Regions from separate parts of the Homo sapiens genome. Here region 2 is linked to region 1. Evidence: chromatin loops called from intact Hi-C (ENCODE). Cell type or tissue: B cell. All regions are shown on one strand. Links, peaks and the distances in the headings refer to the core of each region. The heading gives the core; the rest is flanking DNA.

Region 1 (12,524 bases), core at 625-8,624:
CTTTCGACCTCCTTGGTTTGTTTTTAAGAGAACCCCCTACTGTACTTCATCTTGGCATGGTGGAGTAATGGAGGCACAGGGGCACCAGCTGAGGCTGGCTTCTCAGGAAAGCCACTGACAATGGCTACTTCCTTCTTTGCTTGACTGCCTTCTGCTTTAAAGGCAAAGCTGCACCAGCCCTGACCAAACCTTAGTTCCAGAAGTGGGTTCAGCATAGGCTGCTTCATTTGTGTCTATGGGAAAACACAAGGATTCCCATTCCCTCTTATTCCAAATGGGAGAACAAACAGAAGTAACCACTGAGGTGGTGGTCCCTGGGCTGGCAGAGGAAAAACCATTCTCTTCTCACTATTGCCTAGGCAGAACGTGGCCTATACAGCTGCACCATATCAGCATCCCCCAAGCAAACCAAAAAACAACGACTGGGATTCAAAGCAGGAGAGTTAAGGTTGGGTCCTGGGTTTGGGAGTGAAGCAGCATGAGGAAACGGGTCTGCCATATCGTGAAGCCTCGGGTACTCAGGAAGGGGGAGCTTCACGGATAGTACCTCCAGGCACCTTGCCTAGAGTTGAGTCAGAGAGGGCAGGGGTGGCCCACTGGCTTCTCCAAGAGGGAACGGAGGGCACTCATAGAATGGATGGTGTGTGGTCAACTTAAAGGCAAAGATGGACTAAAATACTGAACTTAAAATTGTTTCAAGCAGTTTCACATTAAGAGCTACCTCATCCATCCTGACATTTTGGGAAGTACAGGTTATACATAGTACAAGGCCTTATCAGTGAGAAAATGTAAAGCCAAGTAAATTTAAATTTAAAACACAGAAAGTACTGCTTGACCAAAACTACAAAAACAACAACAACAACAACAAAGCACCAATAAAACATAAAACACAGACACACAACTTTGGAAAGCAGCTACTTCAGTAAAATTCTTTTATGAAACAACTCAGGGTAAAAATCTAGCTGTTGGGGAGGCCCAGGAAAATCCCCCTGCCTAGTGGCAGGCAGCAGGGCTTGAAGGCCAACCAGCCTAGCCTGGAGACAATTACTCTATGGCACAAAAATAACAGGAATGAGGCAGCAGCCATGGACTCTGCTCACAACTCACAACCGTCACCCTTAGCTCTCCACACGCAACAGGTTTCTTCCTAGTAAGGGTGGAGCAAAAGATTCACACTGATGTACTAGAAAATCAAAACAGTTAACATTTACAATTACACTCCTTCCCCCTAAGTACAGACTGCAAAGCCAGACAGAGCTGGCCTGGCCGCCACCACTGCCAATGAAAACGCCTTGGGAAAAGCCAAAAGTGCTCACTGCTAAACACCATTGTCAGCTAAAGGGAAAAAAAAAATCCCTTTTAAGGAAAGTAACTTCAATAGGCTCCTTTTCTGCCAGGACCTCCAATCCCTCTGAACATAAGCCGAACCACAGACTGCCGCACATGTGTCTGGGTCCTGGCTTTTCTTCCCTCACCCCTCCGCAGAGCTTCAGCACCAGTTGTTAGCCAAAAATAAACACCATTCCTCAACCATATATGTCCACCGGCCCAGAGTCGGGGAGGAGGAGAGGAGGCAGGTCAGCCGTCCCCCGGCTGCAGCTGCACTCACATGTGGCCACTGCTCACCATGCACATAACCCAGCTCAACCGGGAGTGCCTGCTGCACCTCTTCTCCTTCCTAGACAAGGACAGCAGGAAGAGCCTTGCCAGGACCTGCTCCCAGCTCCACGACGTGTTTGAGGACCCCGCACTCTGGTCCCTGCTGCACTTCCGTTCCCTCACTGAACTCCAGAAGGACAACTTCCTCCTGGGCCCGGCACTCCGCAGCCTCTCCATCTGCTGGCACTCCAGCCGCGTGCAGGTGTGCAGCATTGAGGACTGGCTCAAGAGTGCCTTCCAGAGAAGCATCTGCAGCCGGCACGAGAGCCTGGTCAATGATTTCCTCCTCCGGGTGTGCGACAGGTAGGCCACCTTGCCTCCTGAGCAGTGCTGGCCCCGCTAGCTCTGGCTTCCCTCTTGGGGGGCAGGGAAGAGCAAATTACGAGACCAAGATGGCTCCACCTTCGGGGCGCCTCAAACTAGGCCCAAGGCAGACATCCAGACCGCCCAAAGCAGGGTCCCCAGGAGACAATAAAATCATGAGGGAAACAATTGCTAATCCTCCTCTTAGCCTCACAGGTCCTGGGCTGCTTCATGCAAACACCAAGAAGTGGGGCCTCCGTACTGGTAGTCATTAAGTGCTGGGTGGGTCCAGCTGGGCCTGGATTTTCAAGGTCAGGCTCTGGGAAAAGGCTTCCAGATGCAGCAATCAGCTCACCCCTCCATTAGGCCTAGCAAGCAGCCCTCAAGGCCTGGGAAACTACGGAGGAAAGAGAGGGTGGGGAGCCAGAGGTGGAGAAGCCAGGGTGCTCAGGTCAGCTGAGCCAAACCAGACTCCAGGAGTAGATGAATTACTGATTTACACAGTATTCCTAAGGAGGGTGGCTTAGCCTAATTTTTCAAATTAGCAAACTGATGCTCCACGAGGTGGTATGATTTGCCCAGTCTAGGGTTGCCAGATTTTAGCAAATATATAGGCTGCCCAGTTAAATATGAATTTCAGATAAACAGTGAATAATATTTTAGTGTAAGTATGTCCCAAATACATCTTGTGTTTATCTGCTAACCCCCACCCCAGACACAGACATAGACACTGAACCACCAGGCCAGGCTCCCTCCATGGTCCCAGCCTCATGGGCAGAGCGGCCCAGGCAAGAACACAGAGCTATTCAACCAGCCTCTCACTGAGCTTCTGCCAGTCCCGTGCTGCCTTTGAGGAAAAACACCCCCTTGATCATATAACAAACTGGCCCTGGCTGTTCATGGAAAACTAGACTCAGCCAGTTTACTGCCACCCAAGTTCATAGCTGCTATTTGCTGGCAGCACGACAGGAGTGGAAGGAAACAGCGTAGTGACCCCACCTTTCTTTTGAGCTGGTAGGAAGAAAACAGAAGATGGACTTGGGGTTGGGCCCCGACTGGACAAGGCTATTTTGATGGGCTTAACAAGGCCCAGGAATTAGACTAGAGTGACATGGGTGGGGGTTGGGGGGAGGCGAATGGCACAACATGTCCTGAAGTTGTTCCATTCTTACTGTAAGAGAACCGAGCTTAATGCCCCAAACCTGCAAGGTGTGAAGTGGACCTCCCAGGCCACTGTACTGATCAAGCAAGGGGCCCTGCTGTCACATAAAGAGCAAAGGGCTTTGCTGTCAGCACTCTGCTGAGCCGCTCAGCTCGTCCAACCATGTGACCCCAGCTCAAATACTTCAAACTCTTGCAACCTCATTTCTTCTTCTATAAAATGTGCTAAATTTTTCTTATCCAACAGGGTAAGAGGATTAAATGACACAGTGGCACCTGGCACATAGTAGGTACTGATGAACGTCTACTGAATCTGGTTCTTCTGGCACTCAGCTCAGGTCGGGAGGAATGGCTGAGGATGGCTGGGCAGGGGGACAGTCCGCTCTTTGTTTTTTCCCTGTATCAGAATTATTCCAAAGATTCTTAGAAGAAAAGATCACCCAACACCTTTGAGGCTTAAACACCTAATCCTTATAACCACCTTGAAGGTAACAATTCCTCCCACTTGACAAATGAGGAAGTGACGCCCAGCAAGGTTCAGACATCTGTCCTGGGTCTGACAGCAAATAAGTCACCAGCCAGTCACCTGAGCTGCCGGAGCCAGTTTCTTCATGTACAAAACTGGGGGTGCAGAGGTTGACGGGGTGACTAATGAGGGCACACAAACCTGAAGGAGGCCCGGGCTCGGTGTGACACCTGGCTGCACCCAACATATTTAAGTTCCTTACTTCCCTCCCCTGGCACAAAGGAGCCGAGCTGGCACAGCCAGGGGCAGTCACGGAGCTGCGGGGGAGGCTGGCAGGGAAAGGGAAACGCTTCCCCAGCCCAGACTCTAGCTCCCTCTGGCTGCGGGGAGCCAAGGCCCCGGCCCATTAGTCGGTCCTTCTGGACTGGAAGCAGGCTGGTCCCGTTTGTTTCCAGGGAAAGCGGGTTAGGACTGCCTGTGGAAGGCCCCGTTGCAGGCTCCTCACAACCCCAGTGGTAGACATTATTCCCCCCACGCAGAGGAAATGAAGGCTCCGTGAGTGACTGACACGGCGATAAACCAAGTCTAACTTGGCTCAAGATCTTTTCTTTGCTGGGAGGGGCTGGTGAGGCTGCAGCAGAGGGTCCCCCAAGCTTTCTGGCCAAGCGACCTGGGTGGGTGTCCGTGACTGTACCTGCTCAGGGCTTGCCTCTAGCTGCCTCCGAACCCTACCCTTTTCCAGGCTGGTGGCCCAGGGGATGCAGGAACAGCTCTAGTCTACTAAGCTGAACCCGGACTCAATGCTAACGCGTGCCCCCACCGCCTTGAGGGTTGGGATGGGCCTGTCACTAGGCCACCTCCAAGGAAACAAATCCCTCTTCCCACTCACGTCCCGCCGGGACATTCAGGGGCCTCAGCTTGAAGCTAGACTGGAGCAATCGCCAAGCACCGCTCCCCTGCAAGGCAGCACATCCAGAGCGAAACAAAGAGTCAAGGGTTGTGGCTCCTGGAACCGGCATTCCCTCTGTCCACAGCCGCCCCAGGACTCTGCTGGGCCGGGGTCGGGGCTTCCCACTAGGGGCTCCCAAGGCTACGAGCCAAGAACCCACGCAGATGAAGGTACGGTGGGGTGCAGGGGCAGAAAGAGGAGGGAAAATGGGCCGGCCAGAAAGCCGACTTGGAACCCTGCAGTGTCATCGCAGCCAAGTGTCTTCACCTCGCAGGGCCCGAGTCCTCCTCGGTAAATGAGTCCACTCGGTCCCATGGGGCGGTTGGGTAGCTTTAACAAGCCAGTGAGCCCCGGGTCACCGCACTCTCCTCACAGGTGCCCCAACCTGGCGTCCGTCACGCTCTCGGGCTGCGGCCACGTTACCGACGACTGCCTGGCGCGCCTGCTGCGCTGCTGCCCACGCCTGCGCGCACTGCGCCTGGAGAACTGCGCGCGCGTCACCAACCGCACGTTGGCTGCCGTGGCGGCGGACGGGCGCGCGCTGCAGACATTGCACGTGGACTTCTGCCGCAACGTGAGCGCGGCCGGCCTGCGCCGCCTGCGCGCCGCGTGCCCGCGCCTGGCCCTGCGGGCAGAGCACAGCGCCGCCATGCTGCCCGACCAGCCCCCGCGCCCGCGCGCGCCCGCCGCGGCCCTCGGCAAGCTGCTGCAGCGCTAGACGCCGCCCCGCCGCTGCCCCCGGGGAAGGAGCGCAGCCCCAGACCGTCCTGGCTTCGAACCCAGCTCTTCCACCTTCAGACCACCACCGCATATTCTGAGCCTCATTTTCCCCGTCTGCACAGTGGGGATAAGAAAGCCTACCTCACGTTACGATTTTATACATAGGATAAACGCAAGATTAAATGGATATTTGGAAAACACTCGGCTGGTTCTCACTCAACACCACCGCCTTTCCCCTCTTGCTTCCGCCCCAGGCTTTCTGCTGTGCGCTCCCCACGGAGGCGGGAGGCGCCTGCACCGTCCTCGGGGACTCCGATCGCCGTTGGACCGAAATCACCTCGGTGGGGAGGACCTGACCACTCGGAGTTCGCCGACTTGCGCTCGGGGGTGACGGGGGCCAGGGCTGCCGCGCGCAGGGGTCTGGGGAGCCTCCGGGCGGAGCGACCCAGCGAGACCCCGCCGGCTCCCGGAGTGTCCTGGGGACCGCCACCTCCAGGAGCCCCGGTGGTGATCTCGGTGAAGCAGGAGGAGGGGAAGCAGGGGCGCACGGGCAGAAGGAGCCACCGAGCCGCTCCTCCTTGCGGTTTTGCCCGCACGCGCGTCTGCCCGCCCACCTTTCCTGGGGCGGATGCGTTCCCGCAGTGACCGCACTCGCGATTGTAGAAAATTCGCTCCCAATTGTTGAATGCTTACATAAACTGCATAGTTACCCATATTTTCTACTGTTCTCATAAGGGAAAAAGAAATGATTTGGAAGAAAAAAAAAGCCTCAAACTAAACAAAAACAAAACCAGCAGCCCTGGCTAAGCTTTTGATAATGGAACCATTATAAGCTGACAAGCTAGATTTTTCACCTGTTGGATTTGCTGGACATGAGCACAAGCCTAGGCTTCCAATTTGAATTTCAGGGCTGTAGTCACTGATGTGTCACATTTAGTGAAGGCTCTCGGCCCCCCGGCAGCCGCCTGGTCCTGGGTCACTGGGGAGAATTCTGGGTGGGTGGAAGAGGCGAGGAGCACTGTGATGGGCGCTGTTCACACTCCGGCTCCACCCAGCGCCAGCTGCGACAAAGCCCTTTACCCCTCCCAGGCCAGGTGTTTCTTCTGTGTGAAAGAGGAGCTTGATCCCTACTCACAGGTTCCTTAATTCATTGCTCAAATAGGGAAACGGCAAGGAAAAAGACAAATTCTGTTCTCATGAAGCTTACCTTCTAGTGGGGGAAGAGACAACAGGTAACTGGTATATAAGAGGGTAGAAGGGCCAGGTGCGGTGGCTCAATGCCTGTAATCCCAGCACTTTAGGAGGCCAAGATGGGCGATTCACGAGGTCAGGAGATCGAGACCATCCTGGCTAACAAGGTGAAACCCCCGTCTGTACTAAAAAAAAATACAAAAAATTAGCCGGGCGTGGTGGCGGGCACCTGTAGTCCCAGCTACTCAGGAGGCTGAGGCAGGAGAATGGCGTGAACCCGGGAGGCGGAGCTTGCAGTGAGCCAAGATCGTGCCACTGCACTCCAGCCTGGGCGACAGAGAGACTCTTGTCTCAAAAAAAAAAAAAAAAAAAAAAAAATGGTAGAAAGTATTTGGAAAAAAGTGCAGGCTGTAACAAGGGCTATTAGGGATTGCTGGCAAGAGATTGGGGGGTGAAGCCTCTGAGAAAGGGTTGACCAATGTAAGCCTCACTGAGAAGATGACATCTGAGGCATGAAGTGAGGCAGGGGGCATAGATACTCCTGGCAGAGGAACAGTCAGTGCAGAGGCCGCGGACTACAGGCATGGCTCATGTGCAAGGAGATCAGAGTGGCTGGAGCAGAGTGAATGAGGAGGGAAGCTGAGTAGCAGGTATCTGAGAAGCAATGCAGCCCGCAGCTTAACTTCAACATGCTTTTAAACTTTTTTCCCATTCTCTTGAGTTTCAAGATATAACCTTGAGGAAACTCAAAATCCTTTCTCCTTAGCCTTAAAATAGACTCCACGTCCCTCCCCTTTCTCACCAGATATGCTCCCTTTTCATTTATCTAACTGTATGCTACTATTTAATTGTGTGATGTCTTAGAAGTTTCAGTGGCTAATCTTGAGACAGACCAAGCCTGGAGACCCAGCTGCAAACCTCCAAAAATTACTTCAAAATGGCTAATTAACAACCTGACCATTGTTAAAATAATGTCAATCCGAGGTCCAGGTGGACTGAAGCCCAAGATAGCCACCAGAACAAAACACACAGACATCATACTCAGCCCATTTCTTGCATGCCTTCCTTATCAAGTCTTCCCTTTTAAAAACCCTAAAAATTGCTTTCCCCTCTAAAAATTGAAGCAGTTACTTTAAATAGCAATCTGGCTACTTCCCCCTTTACTAGTTTTGGGTAATAAATTTGCTTTTTATTACTAGACTTCGTTCTTGTTAATTCAAGCATCTGCACCTGCTTTGTTTGGTTATGGTAAGGGATGGGGGTAGCAGTGGATGGACAGATTAATGTGAGGAAGAAATGAGAGATGAAGGTTCCCCCTCAGCCCAACCTACCCCCAGAAGGAACCAGGGCGCCATGCACAGATGATAGGTGAAGTCCCAGCGGCCCTGGATTTTGTTCCAGGCAGAACATGTGGACAGGCAAGCAGCACCCTGTCCCACACCAGCCCTTCTGGGGACTGCCAAAGGGCTCCGGGCTGGGGCAGTGCTTACTCCAGAAACAGGGTAGCCACAGTAAGCCCTGGCCCAGCATAATCCCTTTGTCAGGAGAGCCAGCTCTGTCACACCACCAGCTGCAGTGGAGTGGCAGGACTCTGCTACTAGCCTGTGAGACACAGGCTGCTTTTTGGTGATTTCTCAGTTTGCCCACCATTGCTTTGCACTCTGGAGAGGCGTTGTTGGGAACGAATTTTTCTCCCATTACTCTGAACACTGTTGAAAGCAAGCTCAGGCTTCCAGGGGGTTGAATGTTTGTCTACAACAGAGCCACTTAAACCCCAGGCCTTTGTTTTCATCTTCTCCAAAAAGCCCCAATTTCTAGTATGTTCTATTTGTCCTAAATTGGTGGCTTAGCCTGGACAACAACAGGATCCTGGCTTCAGGATCTAATGGATCTGGGTTTCCATCCCATTTCCCTCACTTTCTAGCTCTGTGACCAAGGACAGATTGGCCCTCTCCAAACCTGTTTTCTTATCTGAGTACTAAGGATAACAAGGGAACCTTGCTTTTGGGGTTCTTTTAAGGACTGTGATTATGTAAAGCAGGGGTCACTATAGGTTGAGCTAGAATGGGGTAACCTGCATTCCCCGACAACCCCCCTTTCCCATGGAAGCTCTTTTGTAGTAAGGGTTAAGTTCCCAGTTAACCCTCCAATGCCAACTAACTCCCCTGCATCCCAAGACATAGTGATCACAGAACTCAAGCAGTGCTGGCAGCTGTGTCCAGTGCTGTTTCTAGGGACCCAAATTGGCCCCCACCTTAGCCAGAGGAGCTTTGGGTTCTGAAGTGAAGGGTCATTTTAGGTGCCCCCAGAAGGTGGGCACTGATGGAGACACATGGCTCTCCACTCTGCCTTCTAACAGACACTGTTCACCACCAGGCATGAGCAAAACACTTAACAGAGCGCAATACCTCACTTAATCTACAAAACCACTTTTGGAGCTTCCAGATAGCTACATGCATGGAGGTTCCTGGAGGGTGGTGTGTCCAGGGAGGGCATGGAATCTCCGTGCCCCTTCCCCACTAAATTAAAAGGTAAAAAACAGCCAGGTGCAGTGGCTCACGCCTGTAATCCTAGCACTTTGGGAGGCCAAGGCGGGCGGATCACCTGAGGTCAGGAGTTCAAGACCGGCCTGATCAACATGGTGAAAAACTCTCTTCTAAAATACAAAAATTAGCTAGGCATGATGGCGGGTGCCTGTAATCCCAGCTACTTGGGAGGCTGAGATGGGAGAATCGCTTGAACCCGGGAGACAGTGGTTGCAGTGAGCCGAGATCGGGCCACTGCACTCACTGCACAGCCTGCGCAGCTGAGCAAGACTCCGTCTCAAAAACAAAAAAAAAAGTAAAAAACAAAAGAAAAATCCTTTCAAACTTAGGTTAGCATATAACAAAGAGCCCTGCAGACTTAATTAATCCACCAACTAATTCATCTCACAAGCATTTACTGGGTATTGGCCATGGGCTGGGCCAGGCCCTACCTGGAGTGACTCAGCCCTAGTTAGAAGACATGCAGCTGAGGTTGAGGGGGTGTTCTTGAGTGATCTCCAAGCTTTGCCATTCATAGCTTTTGACGAGATATGACCTCTCTGAGCCTCCGTTTCTTTATTTGTAAAATGGGACCAATACCCTCTTGGGACTGGGGGATAGGGGGAGGTATCCTCATATCCTTGGGGGGCTAGAAAAGCTGAGTGCCTGGCACAACACACAAATCCCAGGCACTGGGAAGAAGCAAGCCAGGTCTATCTGTGGGTAAGCCAGGCACCCTTTGTGGCAGACAGAGCTTTTGAGCTGGGCCACAGGTTCCAACCGTTAAGGAGAATATTTCCATTGGCAGGCATGGCACAGCAAAGGCAAAGGTCAAGAAGCCCAAGGCATATCCAGGGAAGGGGTGAGCCAGGGCTGATGGAAGCCTGATTGTATTCCCGAGCCACCCAGAAATGGTTTGGGATTATCTATGCCCTCACAGCCTCTATTAGATCATAGACATCCCTCAACTCCTGCAATGCTAACTCTTTCTAAGGTTTGGCCAAGGCAGCGAATGGTCACTTGCAGGTGAAGGTGGTGGGAGAGAACAGAACCTCACCACTGGGGCAGGACACTGCTCCCTGGCTGAAGGCTGACCTGTCACCACGTTGCACTGGTCTGCATAGGAGCCCCAGTGCCGGCAGAGAGACCAGGGCCACAGGCTCTTAGGTCAGGGTTCCAGATCTCCCCCAGGAGGCAGCAGGCTGCTAGCAGGAGGTGGTGCTCTGAGGCTTGTCTTACAGAGACACACTGGCCTGTTTCTGCACAGGATGAGTGTTCGGAGGGGAAGTGACTGAGCCACCCCGGCTCTACCACGGCACGCTGACAGGAAGCAGAGGCTCCCAGTTCTAGTCGGGGCACACCTATGATCCAACTTTCCCTCTCCTGACCTTGGATTCTTGGTTTATAAAGGCAGAGATCATCTGACCCCTTAGAGACTTTCCCTCCAGCTCTAGGATTCAATGCCCAAGATCTGCTTTTGGCTAAAAACCAAGCTCACAAGATGTGGGCTTCATCCGGCCAGAAGTCCTGGGCAAAGGCCACAAAGCTAGGAGGCCCAGAACAAAGCCATACTTTGAAGGATGTCTGGAGAAATCTTAAATTTTAAAAACTGATGGTCAACGTTTGCTTGAGGCTGCTTAAGGGTCATAAAAACTGCAAGTATCTGTTAAGTGAATGAGGCCAGCAAACAACTGCCTAAGCCTCTCTAAGAGCTGAAAGTAAACCAAGGGAAGCACCTGCACCAGGCCCACTTCAGCTCCTCAGATCAGGGACTTGTGCTTCCCCCTTTCCAGAGTTTTCAAAAAGTCAAGAGAGGCCGGGCACAGTGGCTCATGTGTGTAATCCCAGCACTTTGGGAGATCAAGGTGGAAGGACTGCTTGAGGCCAGGAGTTCCAGACTAGCCTGGGCAACATAGTGAGACCCTGTCTCTGCAAAAATGAAAACATAGTCAAGACAATGAGGAAATAACAGTTTCTGGCAACGAAACAGTGTGTGTTATAAAATCATGGCACTGTGCAGATTCCCCTCACAGGGTCAAACCTGAGCTGCTGTCTGTTAGCCCTGAGCCCAGGACCTGCAACCATGAGTGCCAGCCTTCTGGGGGTCCTCCTGCCCCCGAGTCCAGAGCAAACTGTGGCAGCAGCACAGGGTGAGGCATTATTTTGAATTTAGAGACTGCAGAGGTATCCTTTGCTCTGCATGTCCTCAGCCCAGCTCAGCAAGAGGGACGCAGGAAGCGGCTCAGAAGACCCTAAGAGGCCTCTCCTGGATTCGTCCAGGATCTTGGCAGCACAGATGCTTTTTTTTTTTTTTTTCTCACTCTGTCGCCCAGGCTAGAGTGCAGTGGCGCGATCTTGGCTCACTGCAAGCTCTGCCTCTCGGGTTCATGCCATTCTCCTGCCTCAGCCTCCTGAGTAGCTGGGACTACAGGTGCCCACCACCATGCCCAGCTAATTTTTTTTATTTTTAGTAGAGACGGGGTTTCACCATGTTAGCTAGGATGGTCTCGATCTCCTGACCTTGTGATCCACCCGCCTCGGCCTCCCAAAGTGCTGGGATTACAGGCGTGAGCCTTTCTTTTCTTAAATTCTCTCCTGGTCCAGAGGCCCAGGCAGGGCCTTCCCACCCCGAGCAGGAGGGCTTCAAGCCCAAAGCCCTTCAACGATGCTACTGACTGCGCTCTTAGATCGGTATTAAAGCCTCATCTTTACCCAGAACTCCTGGGGTTCCCCCCAAAGCTGGAGTCTCTCCCTGAGACCCAATTCTAGTTGAAGCCTTTTTTCAATAAAACGAAGATGTCATCATTCTAAATATTATTAGGTATTCTCACTAAGAAAGATCCATTTACCACATTATCTTAGCTGGCAAAACCTTATTTTTCTTTTAATTTCTCTTTGAAGACATACACCTATCTTCCTTGTGGAAAATAACTGCCTGCAGAGGGCTGTCTGTCTGGCACCTCATTTGAGCAGGCTGTCGGCAAAGACCCTGTCCGCGAAGTACAGTGGAAGTAGCCTGTGGCATGAACTTGCTGTAGGTGAGGGAGACAAGCTGTCCACAGGCCTTCCCCTCTTCCTGCACACACTCCAAGAGGCCAAAGCCCTCCCAGCTGCTCTCAAGATGGCCCTTTCCCCCAGAAACACAGGCTCACCCTGATGCTGCTGAACACACACACAGCACTCAGGGCCCGCAGGGGCTAGCTGAGTTTGAGCACCAAGAATGTAACCCCTTCCCCAGACCTCTGCACAATTCTATCATTCAAGGATATGAAAGCCACTCATCAGTTCTCATGCTAATTCACACATTCACTCACTCATTCACTCATTGATACATGCTAAGTGCCTGCTAGCAGTTGCTGGCCTTTCTGTAACACCTTCCACTTGGCTGCCCTCCCCACTGAGACATGTTGTAAACTACCCTGTTCTTTAATTCCATCACGTGCTCATTTTGTCTTTGTAGGTTCTTCATAGGAAGGGCCAGATGGCATTACTGTGGTCCTCTTCCTCCTTGTCTGGTAGAGTCGCCCTCCACATGAGGTAGCTGGGGCTG
Region 2 (12,524 bases), core at 2,471-10,470, 57 kb before region 1:
CTCATCCATCCTAGCTTCAAGGAAATAGATCTATTTCTTTGTTATTATAATTTCTTTTTCTTGTGTTATTTTAAATTGAAGAACAATGTGATAACCCATGTTCAAAATAACTCAACAAACCCATGTTCCTCCTGTCCCTGGTCCAGTTAACATTTTTGTCATATAATCTTAAAAATTTTAACTGCTTTGTTTAAAAAAAAATTATTCTGACAGTCTCCCTTCTCCCAGTGCAGTTCCACGCTCCTCTTCTACTCCCCCAAAGGTGAATGTCAAGAATTTGGTACGTAGCTTTCCAGGCTATTTTTTCTTTTTTTTGAGACAGAGTTTCGCTCTTGCTGCCCAGGCTGGAGTGCAATGGCGCAATATCGGCTCACCTCAATGTCTGCCTCCCGGGTTCAAGCAACTCTCCTGCCTCAGCCTCCCAAGTAGCTGGGATTACAAGCATGTGCCGCCATGCCCAGCTAATTTTGTATTTTTAGTAGAGACGGAGTTTCACCATGTTGGTCAGGTTGGTCTCGTACTCCTGACCTCAGGTGATTTGCCTGCCTCGGCCTCCTAAAGTGCTGGGATTAACAGGCATGAGCCACCGCTTCCAGTGCTATTTTTTTTTTTTTTAGTATCCTTTAAAAAGAGGTTGGCAACAGGTTCTGTTCCCTCTTTGTAATATAATATTCATGTCTATTTCATATAAATGACAAAGTAGGTATCTATTTTTGTGACTACTTAGAACTAGGTTATTTAGGTTGTGAGTGATGCTTAATGATCCATATCCATTTGGTTATGCTCAGAAAGTATATTCTGCAGTTTTAACTTTGGTGTGAAGCAAATTTCTTTCTGTGACTAGTAAATTATGATGAACAATTCTTGTTTTAATCAGCTTTCCCTTGATTCAGAAGGTTGTTGACATTAAAGGAGGGGATATAAGCCATTTAAAGGATCACTTTGGAGATATTTTTTATTGTCAGACAGCCCTTGAATGTTACATGAAGGCATTACTGGGTAGAGATGGGGATTTAGAGAAGTCCAGATAACAATTTTAATTTACTTTCTACTGAAATGGTGTGAGAATCCTTTCCACATTGTCCTTAGTCGATAATTGTATGATAGGAAGGTGCCCATCAAAAGGAAGAAGAAAGGGTCAGTGGTTTGCCAGGTCTTTTACTTTTTTTTTTTTTTTTTGAAACAGTCTTGCTCTGTCGCCCAGGCTGGAGTGCAGTGGCCGATCTCCGCTCACTGCAAGCTCTGCCTCCTGGGTTCAAGCCATTCTCCTGCCTCAGCCTCCTGAGTAGCTGGGACTATAGGCACCTGCCACCACTCCCGGCTAATTTTTTTGTATTTTTAGTAGAGACAGGGTTTCACCGTGTTAGCCAGGATGGTCTCAATCTCTTGACCTCATGACCCGCCTGCCTCGGCCTCCCAAAGGGTCTTTTACATTTTTACAGGTTCAACACCATTAAATTTTGGCTATTGAATAGACATCTTAAGGGTTATTCATTCAGATCACTACTGTTTTTAGTGATCCTTTGTGTGGAAGATGTCCAGACCTGGAGAGAGAGAAGCTAGAGGTAGGTGAAGATTTCAGTAGAAATGAAAATCTTCCCAAGATTTTTACACAAAGGTTAGTGCTCAGTTTATTGTTATTTGCTGTTGTGAAACACACCTACCAAAGTTAAGCATTAGCCAGGCAGTTAAAGCGTTTGCATTCCCCTTTCCCTCAGGTTTTCTTTTTTTTTTTCGCCCTTTCCCTCAGGAAACTTATATACTAGAGTGATGTGGCTACGTAATTTGCAGAACTGTGTGTTTCTGTGTGTTTGTATTTCTGCTTTAGACAACAGAAATTAATATAATTCTTGAAGTATCTGTCTCACATTGTCATGGGTCACATCATCCTATAGTACCAGATACTGAGAACATTGATTTTTGATTTTCAGTTAGCAATGTGAGTGAATTGCTTAATGGAGGACTTTGGAAATACAATTAAATCGCTGTGTGCTATAACAAGTTTGCCATTGTTTTCTTGCTGTTGGTAAGATTCTGAGGAAACTAACTGTTAAAGAAAATTTTAAGAATTATCTTAATGGAATGGAATTATATTCAAGGCCCTTTAAAAATGTAGATTATATATTTTAATATCTTTATACATTGTATTTTAGGGGCATATTTTATTAACTAGAAATGGGAATTGAATTGGTTTTATTTCGCTATGGTCTGCTAAAGTATATGTCGTTTCATGGTGGAATTGGAATTAAATGGAAAATCTTGAACCTTGGGGAGTATACACTATGATGGAGTCTTCTTGGCCGATTGCCAGGCTTTTGTGTGAAGTTGTACAGAGCTGCAAGTGTGTGGACACCCAGAGCTGCTGAATTCAGGAAGGGAGCTGCAGCTGGTCACATTGTCGGCTCACTTGTGGGTTTTAGAATAAAATGCTAGGGAATCACCCCGTAGCATTACACTGATGGCCTAAAAGAAATCTGTGATAGTTGTAAATTGACGAAGATGCAGTTTAAATTAACATTCCTCCCACACCTCACTGTGATGAAGAAACAGATTTCCTATTTCTGTGTGGAGTGTGTGCATGTGTTGTTTCCTCGTGCCCGTTAGTAATTTTACTTCAATTTATTAATTTTCCTTGTACACTAATTTCTTGTGGTTAGACTGAATGATTGATTTCAGAGGTAAAACATTGGTGCATTAGGTTTAACATGTTTGATTATAAATATCTTGACTAAAGTCAAAGCCTTTTTTGCAGTGTGCTCTGTGCCCTAGAGAAGTTATAACATACTCTGAGGCTTGCAGTTCTTCTTTCCCTGCTTTCCCCTTGCCAATAGTCCCTGCCCTGTCCTATGTTTGCAATCCTTTATGAAGTTATCACTGAACTCTTCTCTTTCCCCAGCTCCAGTTGTAGCTGAATGTAATCTTTCCTGAACTCACAGCTCTTGGAATACTTATAATTTCATGCTGCATGTTAGTTATTTGTAAATGTCCTTGGAGACTGCAGATACCATATCTCAGATCTTTGTATTTTTCCCTAGTATGCAGTGTCTGGTGCAGAGTAGGTGACATACGTTTGAAAGACTGAATTTTGTTAACTGTCTTTCAGAAATGGGGAAGGTTACATCAGATCTATAATACTGTGTCCCCTGATCATCTTGAAGGACTAAAGAGCCACGTAACATTTTTCCTGCAGACAACTTAAATCATGATATAGGTGAACTACTTCATTTCCCTCCCAAGATGGACACCCTTGTAGAGCAGTGCCCCTCCACCTTGATGTAAACAGGAGCCCAGAGAGGAAGCATGCATTAACCAGGCAGAACAATATAAATCAGGTTACTGTTCATTAAGAGAGAAAGCAGTGCGAAAAGGAATGATTCTGATTTGACACAAACCCACTTCTTAAGGAGATAAGCACATTAACTTGAAAATGAAAGGTAAATTAAGATTTCGATGAAAATAAAAATCTTCCCAAGATTTCACACAAGAGCTAGTGTTTAGTTTACTGTTTGTTAGGTAATATTTCATTTGCTCCCATCCCAATTTCCCTCCCTTAACCAATACAAATGGAATTGTATGTGGTGTACATTATTGTGATTGAGAAGAAACAAAGATTAAAATTAGGAACTTTGGTTTTTTTATGGAGGTAGACCTTTGTATTTAATAGATTTAAAATACTGAACCAATAATTTTTGACATCTGACATAGTCTTGTCAACTTCGATATCCTTATCAATAATAGCTGAATTTTTGAGAATGAAGAATTATGAAAGGAATATTAAAAGTATATTCCTTCAGGGCAGGTAATGTTTTAAAGCATCCTTTCAAATGAAGAAATATTGTGAAATATGAATCAGTTGTCTAGAAAAGAGGCTTGAATTTCAGATTTTAAACACTTGTAATAAATGGCAATTTTAATTAAAATGAACATAAAGCTTTATTTGTGAGTTTAAATAGATAATGAATCATTTCCTACAGCAGTTGTGATTAAAAATTTTAAAAAAGGAAAATATTTTGTTGATGTTCTTATAAACGATTTGGACGCAAATTTTCAATGTAAAAAATTAGACAACAGGGAGAGTTTTGTTTATTTAAAAACAATATTTTGAAGTTTAAGAAGAAACTTTCTAATAGAGATAATCTTAAAACATAAAAGGCTCTTCCTTAAGATAAGCTGGTACTTGTCTGCTTTTAACAAAGGATATGGGTTTGCTCTGCAGGTATTCTTCTAATTTTCCATAATTGGCTTATTTGATGGCAATACATCAGAGTTTAGTAAGAGAATTTAAAAATGCTCTTGCTTCCTAAGCAAATTCTTTTAGATTTTAACCTTTCTCAGTTTGAAATAGGTGAAGTCACTAGAATATCAGCTTGCTTTTTCTTTTCAGTATTACTGTCATTTATAATAAAACCAGATGTCAAATTTGCCCGTAAATATCAAAATGTCTTAGAAGTGAATGAAAAGGAGCTGGTGAAACTTAATGAAGGATCTGTCATGTGTCAGGGGTGTTTGTTGCATAAGAGGTTTTATTTATTTATTTATTTTTGGTATTAGTGTTATGCATGGCTTACTGTATAAAGATAGCTTTGTTGCCAGTAAATTAAAGGACTTGTTTCTTTACTGTTGCATAAAAAATGTTTTATTTGTATGATTATTCCTCCTTGTTTCAGATGAGTGAAGAATGGTTTGCTTTGGGAATATTTTCTTAGTTCTTCAAGGACATGATGTGGAAGTCATGACTTGAGTAACTTCAATAGCACTAACAACAGGAATTGAAAAAAACTTAGAATTTTAAAGCTGAGAAAGAGGTAGAGATTTTTCTCTGTCTTGGGTATGACATATATGTTATTCAGTATGGTAGCAATTGAGCAATTGAATGTGGCTAGTGTGAAGAATTAAGTGTTTTTTATTTTAATTAATATTTAAATAGCACCATGTGACTGCTAGCTACTATTGGACAGTGCAGCCTCAAACTATTAAAATTTAACATTAAGTATATTAATGTTATAAACTTTCAAAACCTTAAGATAGAAATCTAACAGAAACTCCAAAAACAAAATAAGCCAATTTTACTAAATAAAATACTGTAGTTGGAAATAACTATAACTTAAAGCAAATCTAACCCAGTAAGCTATCAAAAAGAAAAATTATATAATTACCAAGTAGAGTTAATTTCACCTGAGTTCTATGAACATATTCATTATTAAAGGAAACCTCAAATTATTGTCCCATTGGAAGCAAAATATACATTTATAAATAGCCATTTCTCGTTTTAAAAAACTAATAACATTGAAATAAACAGAAACTTAAGCTCTTCTAGTTTGCCAAAAACCAGAAAGCAAACATCATATACTAAATGATGAAATGCCAAAGCCATTTCCATTATATCAGAAACGAGACTAATACTTCCTGTCATCATTTACATGATTGTCACTATTATTAAGCATTGTTTTGGTAGTTCTAGCCATTGCAGTAAGACAGTAGACAGAAAGTCAAATAATTGGCATAAATATTGGAAACAAAAAATTATTTCTACTTTGAAATGATACAATAGAATAGCTGGAAAGCCCAGGGGGACTCTAGTAGAAAACAGCAATGAGGATTAAATGTAAGACACTTTGGAAAGCTGATGTGTGAGAAATGTACACAAACTAATAGCTTTCTCTTTATTAGTAGTCATCAGTTGAAAATGGAAATGACCAAGCAAAAATATTCAACAGAATGACAAAACTATTGGTTACACCTAGGAATAAATGTGTTAAAGAAAGGTACAGAGTGAAGGTAATGACCCTTATGAAGAAAACTTGATATTATAAAAAGTAGTCCTTTTCTCCCTCAGTTTTTGTCTTCAAAATGTTTACTTGGGACAGATCGTGGTTTACATGATGGTCCTCAAACATATTGTGAACAACATTAAAAAAAAAAGACACATTTTACTCAATAAGTAACATTTTTTGAGAAGCTACTATGTGCTAGGGACCTAGTTTTTAGTGCAGTGGTCTCCAAAATAATGTACTGGCAGTATGGGAAGAGCGTTTAGAACACTGTACCTTTTTATTTGGGAGGAGAAAAGAAACCTTTGTCAAATATTTAACACCTGCTGCCAGAGGTCTGTAGATTTGATGATTGTGTGCCATGAGTTACACACAGACTCCTAAATCAGTTTCACCTGTGGTGTCCTCATTCTGTTTACTTTGAGCATTTTGCATTCTATATCTGCTTAGTTATATGGATTTATTCGTCCCATATAATATGTGTAGCCACATGGACACATGTTCTAAAAGGTTTTAAATTCTGCAAGATAGTGACGATGATGTAAACACAAGAAAAGGGCAAATGGATACATTTTCCTACTCTGTGCTCATCAAACATATTACAGGATAAAATTATTGGCTATCTAATAAAAACACAGACTAATAAGACCTGATAAGTTGGACAAAATGTTTAAAAATTAACATGAAGATGATAGGAAGTATGAATCTATATTCACTGTCATTAATGTCAAACCTTTACCTTATGGTATATTGTACTTTGAGAAATTATGGCCAGGCATGGTGGCTCACACCTATAATCCTAGCACTTTGGGAGGCTGAGACAGGAGGATCTCTTGAGCCCAGGAGTTCGAGACCAGCCTGGGCAACACAGGGAGACACTGTCTTTAAAAAAAAAAAAAAAGGAAATTAGTTTAATAATAGTATGAAGATATTGTGAATAGCAAGACATTTAATATAGTTTATTTCATCTCTAGCTCATTCTTTAAAAATTATTCTTTTTTGTAATATATAATTTAGATTTAATTGTATATATAATTTATTAATACAAATATATACATATATATATAGAATATATATAGAGAGGGTAGTGGATACTCAGTTTTGTGGTTTATTTTTTAACTTGATTAGGAAGCTGATGAAAATAGCTTGAAGGCTTCTTTTGTAACCAAATGCAGGTCTGGATGCTCACTGCTTGTAGAGTCCAGTTAATATGAGTGAGGTCTGGTAGAAAGAAAGTAACTTTATTAACCAAAACTAGTGAAAGGGGAAGTAGCTGGATTTCAATCCAAAGTTATTGTTTTGACTTTAGTAGACTAGTGTTTTGTCTTTTAGAATTAGAGGGGGCAAGTAGTGCAGGGCAAAAACAGGAAGGAAACGAGTGTTTCTAAAGTTAGAATTTTTTAAAGGAAGTAAACCTACATTAAATTTTAGGACAAGAAAACGATTGAGCCATGCTGTGTGTTTTCATTTTTGGAGAATGGGGGAAGAATGTAAAGATGGAGATGACCGAATGAGGAATATTGTTTTGCCATTAAATAAGTGAATAGTGCGAAATGGAAAATACCGAGGGGTAAGAGAGTTCATGGTATATGGGATGAAAGCTTAACTCTAAAACTAGAGCAGGTAACACTGAAGTGAAAGGGAAGATTGGGAGGGAAGGGGTAGGAGATAAGAATATCTAAGCAAGGCTGACATTGTGGGGACCATCAAATACTATACTTAGTTCAGTTACAGATAGCTATGGAATTGAAAGTTTCTCAGGGAAAAGGGAAAAAGATGTACCAAAGGAAATAACCAAAGTATAGAAAAGAATGTTCTTTGAAATGAAGAGAAAAAAGATGAGTTTTTGAGAGTGTATAGAAAGAAAAGTAGCAAGGTTTTAGGCAAGGTTAAATACTAGAAGTTAGAAATAAATCAAAATCTAAAAAGGCATATATAAAGTATAAGTGTAATGAGAAAATTGAGCAGTTTCATTTTTGTTGTTTATTAGTGTCAACAGAATTTGAAATAATTTTCAAGCTGATTTTATTCATTGTTTACCTCCTTAATTATATAATAGAAATAAGTAGCTTGTGTTTCTTATGAAAATTTACCTGCTACTTGATGTATCTTTTTTCAGTGCACGGTAGTAAAATCAGTTGTATATATCCTGTCTAACATCAGTATGCATATTATACTATACTGTACATTTAATTAGGAGTTTATTAGCTGTTGGCTTAAATGAGTTTAAAACTACTTTATGATCACATTTGGCTCAATGAATTTGGATTTGAGACTAATCTTTACATACCCAAGATGATAATGTTACTTGTCTGTCTTAGAAGTAAAGACACCAATATTCTTCTTACCTTCCTTTTTTATATCCTATTTCCTTATCTAACATCTCTAATATGTACCCTAGTACAATTTTCAAGTATTTTGTTTTTTTTTAATGTTCAGTGTACTTACTTTTTCGTAAATACTGCTTTCTTTCTATTAAATATAGTCCTTATCTGACAAAAAGTCCGTCAGAAGTAGAGCTTATCTTTAGGCCAGGCACGGTAGCTCACAACTGTAATCCCAGCACATTGGGAGGCTAAGGCGGGCGGATGGCTTTGAGCCCAAGAGTTCGAGACTAGCCTGAGCAACATGGCGAAAACCCATCTCTACTAAAAATACAAAAACTAGCTGGGCATGGTGGCACGTGTCTGTAGTCTCAGCTACTCGGGAGGCTGAGGTAGGAGTATGGCTTGAGCCCAGGAGACGGAGGTTACAGTGAGTTGAGATCACGCCATTGCACTCCAGCCTGGGTGACAGAGCCAGACCTTGTCTCAAAAAAAAAAAAAAAAAAAAAAAAACAGTAGAGCTCATCTTTTCTTGAAGAGTCATTTAAAATCAGTAAGTAAAAACTTGCTTAGGTATAAATTTTATAGCCTAAAACTTGGTCATATAATGTAGGTAGTTCCTGACTTCTGTTTATTACATGAAGTCCTGTGTATATGAAGATGCTGAGCCTGGACCTCCTCTCCTAGAGGCCAGTCAGATTATCTGAATCCTGCCTAGGCCTCTCCTGTCAGTTTCTCAGTGCCAGTAGTATATAAATAAGAAAGGAGAAATCGAGCTTTTTCAAATACTATGGATTTCAGCTACATTTTGGGAAACATGTATTTCTACCTAGAACGTTTAACTGTGTTTTGTAACATTTATTTCAAAGCAGGATATGCATTCTAGGCTTCAGAGGACCAATCTACACGTTTTTGAAACACAACCTATGAGTTACGTACTTTTTTGTACCACTTATTCTGGCATAATCTTCTTGAAGGGAAAATTAAGAAGAGTGACTAAATTTTTTTCCCAGTGTCTGAGGTATGCATAATTCTGACCAAAAAGCTTCAATACAACTGTAGCGAATCAAGAAAAGATTTTTAGAACTTTTAAATCCATCTGTTTGCCTTTATTTTATTTTATTTTATTTTTTGTGAGATGGAGTCTTGCTCTGTCGCCCAGGCTGGAATGCAGTGGCCTGATCTCAGCTCACTGCAAGCTCCACCTCCCGGGTTCACGCCATTCTCCTGCCTCAGCCTCCCGAGTAGCTGGGACTACAGGTGCCCGCCACCATGCCCGGCTAATTTTTTGGGTGGGGGGTATTTTTAGTAGAGACGGGGTTTCACCATGTTAGCCAGGATGGTCTCAGTCTCCTGACCTCGTGATCTGCCCACCTTGGACTCCCAAAGTGATGGGATTACAGGCGTGAGCCACCGCGTCCAGCCAATCTGTTTGCCTTTTTAAACACCAATATTAGTGGGACAATTTCCAGTTTGAAAGCTGTGTCTCATCTGAAGACTAAAGCAACCCGGTAACATTTACATTTTCATTTATTTGCCACCTTTGCTACTTATTTTCTTTTGACCTCTGACCACAGAGGAAAAAGAAATCAAACCAGGGGAATCTAGGTAGCTAGAGAGGAATGTGCTGTGAGGCTAGTTACACAGAGGAAGGAAACTAACATTTACTAATCCTCTGCCACGTTGACAGGCACTCTCACCTTAGAAGTTTTGACCTGTGGAAGCAGCTGTTTTCCTTAAAGAATAGCGGTAACAACAATCATAGTAATATATACAACTTGTATAATATGAAATTCAAACAGTAGAAAAACGAAAGTTACATTCTTGAAATAAATGTCCCTCTTAGTGACTGACTATAGGAACACCTAGAATTGGCTCTTGAGAAATAGAGATAGTTGTAAAAACCTAAAAAAAAAATTTTTAAACCAGTGAAAAACAAATCCAGCCAAAATAAAATTGAGTTATGGCCGGGCATAGTGGCTCAGTCTTGTAATCCTAGCATTTTGGAAGGCTGAGGTGGGAGGATTGCTTGAGCTCAGGAATTTGAGACCAGCCAGGGCAACATAGTGAGACCCTGCCACTACAAAAGTAAAAAAAAATAGCCAGGCATGGTCGCTCATGCGTGTAGTCACAGCTACTTGGTAGGCTGAGGCAGGAGGATCGCTTGAGTCCAGGAGGTCAAGGCTGCAGTGAGCTGTGATCTGTGATAGCATTGCTGCAGAGCAAGACCCTGTCTCAATAGAGAGAGAGAGAGAGAGAGAGGGAGGGAGGGAGGGAGGGAGAGAGAGAGAGAGAGAGAGAGAGAGAGAGAGAGAGAGGCATAGAGAGAGGCATAGAGAGAGAGAGAGAGAGAGGGAGGGAGGGAGAGAGAGAGAGAGAGGCATAGAGAGAGAGAGAGAGAGAGAGAGAGAGAGGCATAGAGAGAGGCATATAGTGGCTCATGCCTGTAAGCCCAGCACTTTGGGAAGCAGAGTTAAACAATTAGCCAAGCATGGTAGCGTGCCTGCAGTCCCAACTACTTGGGAGGCTGAGGTGGGAGGATCACTTGAGCCAGGGAGACGGAGGTTGCAGTGAGCTGAGATGGGGCCACTGCAATCCAGCCTGGGTGACAGAATGAGACCCTGTCTCAAAAAAATAAATATAGTTACAAAAAACTAAAAAAAAATCTTAGAGACAGGGTCTCTGTCACCCAGCTGGAGTGTAGTGATGTGATCACAGCTCACTGCAGCCTCCAACTCCTGAGTTCAAGTGATCTTCCCACCTCAGCCTCCCAAGGAGCTGGGAGGCATTACAGGTGCACACCATCATGCTTGGCTATTTATTTATTTATTATTTTATTTTTGCTTTGTTTTTTTTGGGGGGGGACAGAGTCTCACTCTGTTGCCCAGGCTGGAGTGCAGTAGCACGATCTCAGCTTACTGCAGCCTCCGCCTCCTAGGTTCAAGCGATTCTCCTGCCTCAGCTTCCCGAGTAGCTGGGATTACAGGCACACGCTACAACTCCTGGCTAATTTTTGTATTTTTTTAGTAGAGACAGGGTTTCACCATGTTGGTCAGGCTGATCGCGAACTCCTGACCTCAGGTGATCCACCCACCTTGGCCTCCCAAAGTGCTGGGATTATAGGCGTGAGCCACCTTGCCCAGGGAATTTTTTATTTTTTAATTTTCATAAAGATGGAGTCTTGCTATGTTGCCCAGGCTGGCCTAAAATTGAGTTCTTTTTTCTTTCTTTTTTTGAGACAAGAGTCTGACTTTATTGCCTAGTGGAGTGGCATGATCTCTGCTCACTGCAACCTCTGTCTCCCGGGTTCAGGCAATTCTCATGCCTCAACCTCCTGAGTAGCTGGGATTACAGACACATGCCACCACGCCCGACTATAAAATTGAGTTCTTATAGTTCAATAAAGTTAATTTATTATCTCTTTATGCTAGTATTATAGAATTTTGGAGCAGGTAGTATCTTAGATTCCCTACATTAGCAGTGTTATATAAAAGAGAAATAATTCAAGTCACATATGTAATTTAAAATATTTTAGTAGCCATATTAAAAAAGCAAAAAGAAACAGGTGAAATTACTTTTGATTGTACATTTTTTTAACCCAGTATATCAGAAATACTGTGTCAACATGTAATCAATGTAAAATTATTAGAGATAGTTTGCACTTTTTTATATGAAATCCTTGAAATCCATTGTGTATTTTACAATTTTAAGTACATCTCAACTCGTGAAGTTTTGATAAAAAATATTTGATCTGTATTTAGATTCATAAAAATTGCAGTTAAAAAAGTAGATTCACACTGTTTTAAACATTGTTTTCCAATAAATGGAGTACCAAACAGTTTTTCTCCAGTATTTGTATCTGTATTGAGAAAAATTACTCTTTTAAGAATAATTGATTTGACTCAGAAGAAGTGCAGCACTGTCAAAATATCCATGCAGGTTAATAAGTCCACTAACACTTGTGAAAACTTCTTATTATCAACGTCAAATTCAGAGGGGCATCATATAAATCGAAAATCAACTCTAAGTTTATCCAAATCAACAAAGCGTTTGTTGTATTTTTTTTCATAGGTTTTGCAGCCACTTTACACAGTGCTGGGCTGCTGCATGTTAATTCATGTTGAAAAATGTGTACGATCATTGATTTGTATTATAAAAATCTTCAATTTTAACGTAAATTGTTATACCTGTCTAGCTAGGTCATGAATAAGCTTTTTCTCTCCTTGGATCTTCAAATCTAGCTAATTGATATGCATTGTGATATAGGGGTAACAATGTAAATCACACTGAGATTTCTAAAAATCTATTCCTGGTTTACTCTTTGATTGTCGAATATTGGCAAGCATTTCTTTTGTTTTGAGAAAATCTGAATTAGAGTTAACAGAATTGTAAATCTTTGCAAAACTCTTCCTTGACTCAAGCAACCAAC

Evidence for each region. Peaks named below come from ENCODE experiments on the same cell type or tissue, not always from the same donor. Only the 100,000 strongest peaks of a DNase experiment are listed, where the experiment ranks them.
Region 2: it touches region 1 in a loop (1.8-fold over the local background); 10 of 110 quality-filtered maps call a loop at or near these places.

What each region holds. Positions count from the first base shown.
Region 1 is chr15:63,595,784-63,608,307 of GRCh38, forward strand. FBXL22 (F-box and leucine rich repeat protein 22) reads left to right here and starts at 1,604. Exons shown (of 2, transcript NM_001367807.1): 1 at 1,604-1,962; 2 at 4,914-5,458. The coding sequence starts at 1,610. The coding sequence ends at 5,256. USP3-AS1 (USP3 antisense RNA 1) reads right to left here and starts at 5,044. Exons shown (of 3, transcript NR_034080.1): 1 at 4,806-5,044. RefSeq lists enhancers at 4,161-4,878, 5,141-5,958 and silencers at 4,946-5,235, 5,656-5,785. In B cell, for the core only: CTCF peaks have their summits at 3,935 and 4,143; DNase peaks (open chromatin) are centred at 3,728, 5,068, 5,838, 6,278 and 3 weaker places; H3K4me3 peaks cover 2,880 bases; H3K27ac peaks cover 5,524 bases.
Region 2 is chr15:63,537,388-63,549,911 of GRCh38, forward strand. The region is part of intron 3 of USP3 (ubiquitin specific peptidase 3); the gene reads left to right. Among named protein-coding and RNA genes, the nearest start is that of USP3, 39 kb to the left of the region's middle. RefSeq lists a silencer at 2,163-2,457. In B cell, for the core only: no CTCF peak of the experiment used is centred there; a DNase peak (open chromatin) is centred at 7,094; H3K4me3 peaks cover 1,363 bases; H3K27ac peaks cover 7,313 bases.